2 separate regions of the Homo sapiens genome follow, and region 2 is linked to region 1. Evidence: chromatin loops called from intact Hi-C (ENCODE). Cell type or tissue: PC-3. All regions are shown on one strand. Each heading gives the region's core, and the rest is flanking DNA. Links, peaks and the distances in the headings are about the cores only.

Region 1 (5,394 bases), core at 268-5,267:
CTTTTTCTTTTCTTTTTTTTTTTGAGACAGAGTCTTGCTCTGTCACTGGGACGTGCAGTGGTGTGGTCTCTGCTCACTGCAACCTCTGCCTCCTAATTTCAAGCGATTCTGTCTCAACCTCCCAAGTAGCTGCGACTATAGGCATGTGCCATGCCTGGCTAAATTTTTTTTTTTTTTTGTATTTTTAGTAGAGACGGGGGTTTCACCATGTTGGCCAAGCTGGTCTTGAACTCCTGACCTCAGATGATCCACCTGCCTCGGCCTCCCAAAGTGGTGGGATTACAGGCGTGAGCCACCGCGCCTGGCCTGATGTTAGATTTTAATGTCCATCCAGGATCTAACTTCAAATTCTGGCCACTATGGTCTTCCCTCATTTTAATGACAGAAACATTGAGGTTTCTAATCAATTTGTGTGTGTGTGTGTGTGTGTGTGTGTGTGTGTGTGTGTGTGTGTAGTTTCACTGGCAGAGGAAATTAATCCATGCATATTTGAGAACAAATATGTCAAATCTATCAAATTTTGAACTTAAGGAATAAGTAGAAAATGAATTATTCTCAGGTGCCCACCTTCTTTCATAAATATAGATTAAAATGCCACTAAAGCAGCAAATTACTTATTAGAGTTATTTCGAAGTTAGAGTAATCTGACTTAAAATGATGGTTATTTATTTAGTTGAGAAATAATTAATTGAAAAGCAAATGCAGCATTGCCCCGATTTTGTGCAAAAGAGCTCCATTCAATAAAAATGTCAACACCACCACCACAGATGTAGAAATTGAGAGAGATGGGCAGGATCTTGGAGATACTTCTATAAATAGGGAAACTAAGTCGTAGGACCATCAACCGAGTTGCCCAAGATCTCACAGCTAGTTCTCAGTATAGTGGGTGCTTTGTGTAAGTGTAAAGCTTTATCCTGCAATTCTATTTTCATTGCAGATCAACCACTTGAGTTCATTGTTATAGTTCCATTAAGTCCAATATGAAGAATTATCTAATAATATTTCTTTGAATATGTACTTTAGCACATACCTTTGCCTGTTTCAGAAATGATAAAATCTCATCAAATTCACAATAAAATGGTTTTGTTCCCACAAGAGCAAACTGTCTCACTACCATGTCATCTTTCATGTTTGTGAAACACTGGCCCCTCTTGGTTGTGCTTCCCACTTCCCTGGGTAAAAGTTACCCATTCTTGAATCTCTATCTCAGACCAAAACTTCTCCAGGAAAATGTTCAAGACCCCCAAAGCTCATGTGCTGTCATTATGCACATCATAAGCACTATACATGCTGTCTCTGTATTTTCAGGTATCTGGTGGGCATCCACATGGTTATGTGCCCATCCCCCAGTCTCCCTGAAATCTCTTAAACTGGATAATGCGTACCTATTCACATGGCAACCTAGGAAATTGCCATATTCCTTATGTGACCTTGTCATCAATTAGTTTTGTGTGGATACCTGATTCCTGCTGAAACTATTATAATATAATATTCCACCTTTTAATAGTTGATCTATTGATCTATTGATGTGCTCTTGACCCATGCTGATACTGTTTTCTCCCCTCCGTATTTTAGCTAAATGGGCTGTATTCATGTTATGGGCAGTAAATTGCTAAATATTGAAGTAGATCATGTTGTTTTCCAGAATGAGACTATGGTGGGAGGAGTGCAGCATGTTTGGTTGCAAGATACATTTTCAGCTCTAATTTGGAGTACTGGCTGGTTCTGTGCATATGGTGGTTGAAGCCATGATGGTACAACACATCTTATGTCTCATCATGTGACTTAGTAGATATTAGGCTGTGTAATAAATTTATCACTCAAACGTTCACTAGTGAGCTACACCTGTGGTTTTGCAGCAGGATGTTCCTGGCATTCTGGAAATTAATTTTTAAAAAAATGTTTAGCTGAAGCCTCTTGGCTTATGGAACTTTTCCATTTTGGTGAAAGACTCAATCCTTGTAGCAAGGACTGAAACAAGTTTAACAAGACACAAAGCTCAACTGTCAATTCCCTGGGGCCATGTAGTCAACATATGTTCTTATTAAAAATTAATTTTTGTCTATTTAAATTTAGTTCTTAGTCATTCTGATTGTCTATTTCTTCCTATTCTTTGTCCTTCAATCCACTGACCTGAAGGTCCTGTGTCAAAAGATTGGACGCAAATACATCTTCTAGGGTTGGGGGATGTGGCATTTACCAAGGGCTGAAAAATGAGAAATGGAACAGAAGAGGGGAATAGAAGCTTTGTATGTCATTTATTGTCAGTATTTGTTGCTTTGAGTACTCACTGTGAAAGTGCAGGGGCCGACTGATCCCCACACAGCCATATAAGACTGGGTGGAGAGTTTTGTACTCTTTCTAGCAGCAATGACCCATCATCTATAAATGCCTGAAGAGAAGTCTAAAATTCTGGGAGCTTTTAAGACTTGCTTTGTGTAGGTAGCTTGGACCAAGAGCAGGAAGTCAGAATAGATTCCTTCTTATGACTTTCACCTGTAAATTATTCACTTATCCACAGATGTGTTTACTTTTTGATTTGAGTAAATGTGAAAAAAATCCTTTCTCTGGCCTTTCTGATTTGTCCAAATATGTGCACCTTTGGGGAAAGACAGAACTGGATTTAAGGCTTTTCATAATGATTCTGCTTAACCTGTCTCAGCCTCAGTTTTTTTCATCTGTAAAAAAGGCATAATAATATATTCTGGGGGAGGTCACGATGAATAAATGAAATAATATGTATTGACCTCCTGACATAGTGCCTGGCATTTCATAAATGCTTTATAAATTGTTGCAATTATTAAGCGATATATTGGCGTTTGCCCTAGTACACTGTAAAAGAAGGAGCTTCACATCAATGTAATTTGGAGAGTGAGCAAAGAGGTCTTCCTTTCTGCTGCTTCATGGTCACAGAAAAACAGCCAGTAGTCCCCAGTCCATTTTCAAGGAAAGGAGAGAATGAAAGAAAGCAAGAGCAAGTTGCAACTTCCAGACTCAAGAAGAAAAGTTGCTGTTTAGTGCTTCCTGGGAAGCTATAAAATTACTGAATTTCTAAATGCCTTCAAAATTTAATGGTATTATTTGATTATGTTGAATATTTTTAATTCAATTCATTCCTTACTTTATCAGCAACAAAAACAGTTTATAATTCAGAACTCTATAATTTTCAAAACCCTATCAAGCAGAATTACCCTCTTTATCACAATTCTGTGGGAACAGCAAGGGCTGCCTTCTGTCCTCATTCTCCTGAGAAAGAATTTAGGAGGCTGCAAGAAGGGAAGGCCTCCCTCTTACTCAGATCAGTATTAGGACCAGGAAAAGCACCCAAATTGTTTGGCTTCCTGGCCCCTGTAGTAGGCTGAATCATCACTTGCCAATATTGTTATGGCCTCTGAGGCAATAGAATGTAATAAAGTATAACCAGAATTACTCGTCCGTAATACAAATAAATTCCTGTTTGGATATGCCTCATGGCATGATTTCAAGCAGCTCACAGACATCCTGTGCCACCTCATTCACTCTCACATGCCTCTGAGGTGAGGGGGATAACAGCACTAGTATCATTTGATACTGATACAAATCGGCTCTAAATATTGTGGGGATGCTGGTGGTGTTATTGCTGGACTCCATTACACAAGTTTCATGAGCCAGTGAAAATCACTGAAGAATAACATTGTCATTTAAATTTTGAGTAAACTTTTAATTTAAAATTAAGTTTGATGACTACCCTCTGTTGAATGGAATATTTCGCTTAAATGAAATATTTATATCTTAACTCATGATCAGGGCAAAGATGTCATGTGCTGTTATTTATTTTTCTCATGTTATAAATTTTTAGAATATGTTTTTAGAAAGTTATTTCCTTTTTTTGTCTTTTCATTTTAGGATCCTGGCTGTAAATCAGCAATGCAATGCAACATGTATTTGGATGAAATATCACAAGAACTTTTCATTTTAGTTAAAGTTAATATTAGTTTAGTTATAACTTATAAAAATTGTGTTAACGTCAGTGTTTATTTGTCTTTCAAAGAGTTATAACTTTATTGATAGCAAAACATAATGCTTAAACAGATAATAACATTATAAAAAATGTCCTGGAACTAGAATATTCTAGCATAAAATAGTAGCAATCTTTTGAAAAGACTCTTTATAGTAACAAATATTTTAAAATAGATTATTCACTTTCAGCATTGAAAATCATAGTTAGTCCTTCGGGACAAATACATATATTTTTAAAATGCCTGTAAAGATTTTCTTTCATTCATTTGATCCTATTAACTTGAAATTTGAAAGTAACACTTTGTTTCCTGTGTGATAAGACACAAAGAGAAACAACAACCGTGTTTCTACTAATATCCTCTCCAACACAGTGCCAGTAATTCCCTATCTTCTGTAATACCTCCAGTGACTGGAATCATTAATCCCATGTTTTGAAAATTATTTAAGATTGAAGGTGCCACAGTTGTACATATTGGTTCAGTCTCTAGAGCCCTAAGAAAAGATTTAGTGCATTTTCAAAAGAATTTTGCAGGTAGGAGCCCAAATGGATTTTCAACTAGGCCTCAACCTTTTTGAAACCTACTGATGTTGAATAGTCTTTTACTGGTTGCCATGCCAACTGATACCAGAGGAACACTCTGCAGTGCGTTCATCCCCTAGAAAGCTTCACCAGATGTCTTCAACAAATTGCTATGAAAAGACTTTGGTCTGTCAGCCTTGTTAGGAGATAAAAATCAGGCTAAGAGACGTCCCTGCCTCCACTTCTGATAAAACCAACCCATAAAATATGTAGACTTGTTCCACTCTCACAATAAACCAGTAAAATCTCTCACCCCCACCCCAACCCTCCTTACTTCCTGTAGCAGGATTTTTAAAATATTTATGCTCTTATTTCTACATGAAGCAGAGGCCATTATGTGTTGCAGCTGACATTGTCTGGCCGAGCAAAGCGAGAAGCATCTGGCTAGCAGCAAGGAAAGACAGCAAGTTGATAAATTATTGATTTACATAAATCAACACCCTTTAAATATTGGTCTTTTGAAGAAAAAAGCTTTTATGTTATTTCAGGTTGAAAAGTGTTAAGATGATAAACACAAAGTCAGCTGTGTCATAATTTTATATTTCTAATCAAACATATACAGGCATCGCATGAATAAATACAGTATATCCTATAAATTTGGGACCAAATGAATAAACTTTGCTTTCATGAATATCAAATAGGCAAACAGGAGTATTTTTTCAAATATATTTAAAATTTTAAAATATTTTTCCTGCCTAAATATTAATACATTTTCTGTACTGAAAATGAAAAAAGGAAAACTATTTAAAGGGTCATTTTCTTTAGGAAAAGAAAAAAGAAACCTGGCAAATAGGGTCCACATGGAATATTATTTA
Region 2 (5,394 bases), core at 303-5,302, 75 kb before region 1:
TTCTCCTTTACTTTTTTCCCTCTAATTCTCTTATTTGAAACCTCTTTTACCCCTTTGTTTTGGTGCATGCATTAATAATATTTGATTTGGCTTAAACAATTCCTAACAAACTGAAATGTCTGGAGCTCTATAGACAAATACTGTTATTAATGCAAGTACAATTACTGAATTGAACAAGAAAAATAATTTGGGCCACTTTAGTTTCTTGACGTCCAATGATAATTACTCCATTTAGATTATACTTTAAAGAGAAACAAAGCAGTGAAATAGCAATTCTATTCATCAAAGAATTAATTTCTTTCCTGTTCACTATTATGACAGAGTATTGGATTCTTTTAGAATCTAATAAATCAGAATTCCTCAACCATTTTGTACTAAATTTCATTCATAATTAGTGAGATAGCAGTTGGGACAAAGACAACATTCCTGTGTCAGTGAAAGCAAAGATAAGATGAAGAGCTTGGCATTGTCCAAGGACATAAGGTTTGTATCCTGTCTCAGGAACCTACAAATCTGACAGAGTGTGAATCTCCCTGTACAGTAGGCCCGGCTGCTTCCTGATTGGCGAAGAGTGAAAAACCTTTCTGTATCCCTCCCAATTAGCTCAACTTGAGTTAATTAGTAGAGTATCGTTGCATATTGTTGATTTCATGTCAATAACATAAAGGTGGTCAGTGTGTTTGCTGCTTCAAATAATTACTATTAGAAATGTACTTTATAATGATACATTCCTTAAGGAAAATCATATTTCTCCAGAATCTTGTCCTAGGACATAGGAAGAAAATTACATGTCCCACATGCTACTGTTAAGAGGTCCATATTTTCTTCCTGCCCCTATATTTATTCAGGCTCCACTGTCTAAACATTTGATTGGAAACTGGCACTATTTTGATAATAATCATTAAATATGAATTACCTCATCCTTCTAGGTATTAAAAATTGGGAATTAATTTTTCAAAATTCTGAAGGAAATAAATTTTTTGACACAGTTCACGTTAAGTACATTTTACTGAACAAAAACAGCAGCACAGATTACTGCAAGTGTTATTACTCTTTTAATATGAGAAAAATTTATTACATGAAAATAGCCATCTCCCAAATAACCATAATAAATAAATGTTAACTTTTGTCATATTTGCTTTAGATCTTTCCTTTCATATGAGAAATAAACAAACCATCACATACTTAAACTCCTTTTATCATTCGGAAGCTTAATCATTCTTCTGTGCCAGCAGGTAGCTGTGATCTTGAATTTGGCTTGTAACAATTCAAAACAAAAGTTCCACAGAAAAGAACTCATAAGTAACACAGGGAATGTTTCGATTGCCATATGTGTTATGCTATATCTGGATGTCATACTATGTTTTATTGTTTTAAACTCTTTTTATGTTTAAACAATGAAATTGAACAAGGTCATTCTAACATAGTATTTCTGAACTCGACACATTTTACTTATCCATAAACCTGTTGATATTTAGGTAATTTCAGATTTTACTTTATACAAAAATGCTGCGCTATTTAACAAAGCCCTACTATTGGCATTTCCTGGGAGTAAATTAACCCATTTGTTGGACTGTTTGCTTACATTATTTTTTTCTTTTGGTTTTCAGGTTTGTATTGATTAATATTTGTTTCTGGTTTTCAACAACTTTTTCTTCTCTTACCTGAACTTGTCCTCCTGGACACAGCAATTACCTGTTGTCTCTATCTGTCCTCCTCAGGTACCTATTTGAGACTAGGTAATAAATTGGTAATTGGGGTCTGTGCTTCTTTGTGTATACTGCAAATCCATTAGATATTTTGTCCCAAGTTAACGTTTTTAGGCTATTTCTCCTTCCTTCTTTTTCCCAAGTCAAGTACCTGTAGTCAGTTGCACACCAGAGTGCCAGATATTGACCACAGGCTGTATTGGGTGTCAATTACAATGGGAGGCTTTTTCTGAGTGTCTAGTTTTGCTGCATCAAGCCTGGCTTGTTATTGGAGGACATAAAAGTACTTTTGATCTCTAATAGGAATTTAACTTCATCTTCTGGAATAAAGGGCTTGAGGAATGTGGGTAGTAAGCTCCAGTCAGCTATTTACATTTGTAATAAGCCTAGGCTGTTTGACAAGACATGTGGGCCAGAGGTAATCCCAATAAGATGTTAAATAGAATAGATGATCTTCCTTATTGTAAGAGTAGGTTATAGCTAGATGAACAAGGCATTCATTCATTCATTCACTAGATAATTATTTATTCACTTTATTAATCAAAGTCAAAATATGACTTCATTAATAAAGTCATAATAATTTATTGACTAATTATTTATGGGCTTTAAGCCAGACCCTTCGATAAAACTAGGTCTAGTAAGATGACAAGATGAGGTCTCAATCTTCTTGGTACTTATGAAATTTACCTACTGATAATTTGTGAGACTATATTGTAGCCACATGATAGTTTTAAAAGGAAATACAAAGGGAAATACGTCATTTCTAGTCTCTATACATATATAGGCATATACCTATACCTTCCAATTCAGGAGATTTGTAGATATATACCTATACCTTCCAGTCCAGGAGATTAATTAAAGGCTTACTTCTGGTGTGGGTCTGAGGAGTTTCATTCCTGGATGAAATAATTCAGGCATCCAAACTTCCTTAGTTTGTATTGCTACCATCTTAAAAACATGGTCACCACAGATGTCACCACAGAAGAAGAAAACGTATCAGAGGTTTGAACTAGATATATTTCCAAGGCCGCATATGGGTATGAGTTACATCATTCCTATGCATAATATATTGCCAAGAACTTAGTCATGTGGCCCCCAACCTGGCCGCAGGAAAATGTAGCCTTCTAGGTGCCCAGGAATTGGAATTACATTTGTAAGCTCCTAAGTAATGTTTGTTATTTTGTGATTATCAGATTACTTCTGTAAATAATCACAAAATAAATATTAGTAAGAAGAAAAAGATGTGTGATGATATAAATATGAATCACTATTTTTAAGATAGGAAGAACTCAGTTTGTCATTTTCATTAACTTTACTCCATCCTAAGACAATATTTTAAGTACTTCATTGGTGTGAAGTTTCAGAGGACATTCGAAGATGCATTCATCAAGTGTAGTTCAATCAACCTGGATTTTTTTTAAAGTTATGATAATTTTGTTTCAAAGTGCAACCGTTATGTTTAAAGACTTGTTGAGGGTCTCAATGATTGAATAAACCACTTTACTCTCCAAAAACTGAATAAAAGCAGTGATACTGTGTTAGTTTTCTGTTGCTGCATAAAGACTGTATAAGTCCATTCTGACACTGCTAATATAGACACACCAAAGACTGGGTAATTTACAAAGAAAAAGAGGTTTAATGCACTCATAGTTTCACATGACTGGGGAGGCCTCACAATCATGGTGGAAGGCAAAGGAGGAGCAAAGTCACATTCTACGTGGAGGCAGGCAAGAGAGAAAGGATGTGCAGGAGAACACCCCTTTATAAAACTGTCAGATCTCATGAGACTTATTCACTAACACAAGAACAGCATGGGAAAGACCAACCCTCATTATTCAATTACCTCCCACTAGATCCCTTCCACAACACATGGGAATTATGAGAGCTACAGTTTAAGATTTGGGTGGGGACACAGACAACCATATCACATGATAGCTGTTACCACAAATTTTGCAGCTTAAAAAAACCTCCATTTATTAGGCCACAGTTCTGTAGGTTACAAGTCTAGGTACAAGTGGCTGGATTTCTTTAAGGATATCACAGAAATCAAGGTGTTGGCCAGGCCAGGCTCATATCTGGAGGCTGTGGAAAAGAACTCACTTCCAGGCTTATTAAGTTTTTTGGAAAAATCCAGTTCCTTGTGATTTTTAAGTCCTAGGTCATGGTTTCCTTTACTGCTGTTTGGGAAGGCCATTCTTTTCCCTAGGAGGATGCTCACATTTCTTGCCATTTGGCCAGCAACAGCATATTGAGTCCTTCTCACGCTTAAAGTCTTTCTTTCCTGCCTTCCTCTTCTGTTTTTATGGGCCTAGTGATTAGGTCAAGCCTGCACAGAGAATCTTCCTATCTTAAGTTCAACTAGGCCAAATAGCATAACAATACCTCATCAAACTCACCAGTTCCAGGGATTAGGGTGGCACGTCTTTTGGGGTGGGGGTAGAAGTGGGGGCATTTTAAAAATTATGCCTACCACAAATATATTTAAGGAAAGTAATTTTTTAAATCCTTGAAGAAGAAGGTAATGATTCAATAATTGTATTGGAGTACTATTTTCAGAAGAATATGGATATAGTTCTTTTCTAGAAAATCGTTAAAAACCCAGTGTCTTTATTTGCTTCTATTCCCTGCACTGCATTTTATTTATATAGAAACCTCACTTTATTTCTTGATTAACCACTCTCATCACAAGGAGTGTAATATAGTATTTTCTCAGTAGGAGATAAATGTAACACTTGAGAATACTTGGATGTTTCCTCCTGTGCAGTAAGGGCTTGGAATAAGCGATAGAAAGACATATTGGCAAATGCACAGATACAAAGCCTATATGTTGTCATTTATATACCAGGACCACGGTACAGGAAAGTCTCTGAGTGTATAGGTCCCCTATTAATGCCATTTTACATGTTGGATGTTAACAATAAAAAAGTATTATCTCCTTAAAACTTTGAACACGGAACTATGAAGATCGAGAACTATGTGGATTGAATTGTCACTGCCAAGCACACAACTGAGGTTTATATACAGGAAAAAATATGTAATAGTGGTACCCAAGCATATTTTGTAAAAGCCAAAGCTACCTGGTGTAATTTCAGCTAGAACAACTTCAAAAGCTAACAAAAAATGTCAGCAAATATAAATAAATCATGTTTCTTAAAATTTTTACACAGAAAATTACAAAAACTTTCGTAACTTGTATTCATAGCTGGCACACATAGGAAACAAAAATTAACTCTATGTAAGTTATATGTAAGTTTCAATCACTAGGCATGATAATTTCTCTACCCACACAGCATCTATGTTCGGTAAAGCCATTTTCTGTGGCTTTTTTTTTCTTAATGTTTCATGTCTCTTTTATTTTTATTTATTTATTTTTTATTATTATTATACTTTAAGTTTTAGGGTACATGTGCACAATGTGCAGGTTAGTCACATATGTATACGTGTGCCATGCTGGTGTGCTGCACCCATTAACTCGTCATTTAGCATTAGGTATATCTCCTAAAGCTGTACCTCCCCCCTCTCTCCACCCCAAAACAGTCCCCAGAGTGTGATGTTCCCCTTCCTGTATTCTCATTGTTCAATTCCCACTTATGAGTGAGAATATGCAGAGTTTGGTTTTTTATTCTTGTGAGAGTTTACTGAGAATGATGATTTCCAATTGCATCCATGTCCCTGCAAAGGACAT

Evidence for each region. Peaks named below come from ENCODE experiments on the same cell type or tissue, not always from the same donor. Only the 100,000 strongest peaks of a DNase experiment are listed, where the experiment ranks them.
Region 2: a loop joins it to region 1, with 1.9 times the contacts of the local background. A loop is called at or near these places in 1 of 110 quality-filtered maps.

The regions. Positions count from the first base shown.
Region 1 is chr5:51,807,366-51,812,759 of GRCh38, forward strand. No RefSeq gene overlaps it. Among named protein-coding and RNA genes, the nearest start is that of LINC02118, 200 kb to the right of the region's middle. In PC-3, for the core only: no CTCF peak of the experiment used is centred there; a DNase peak (open chromatin) is centred at 3,366; H3K27ac peaks cover 3,357 bases.
Region 2 is chr5:51,732,060-51,737,453 of GRCh38, forward strand. No RefSeq gene overlaps it. Among named protein-coding and RNA genes, the nearest start is that of LINC02118, 270 kb to the right of the region's middle. In PC-3, for the core only: no CTCF peak of the experiment used is centred there; a DNase peak (open chromatin) is centred at 2,802.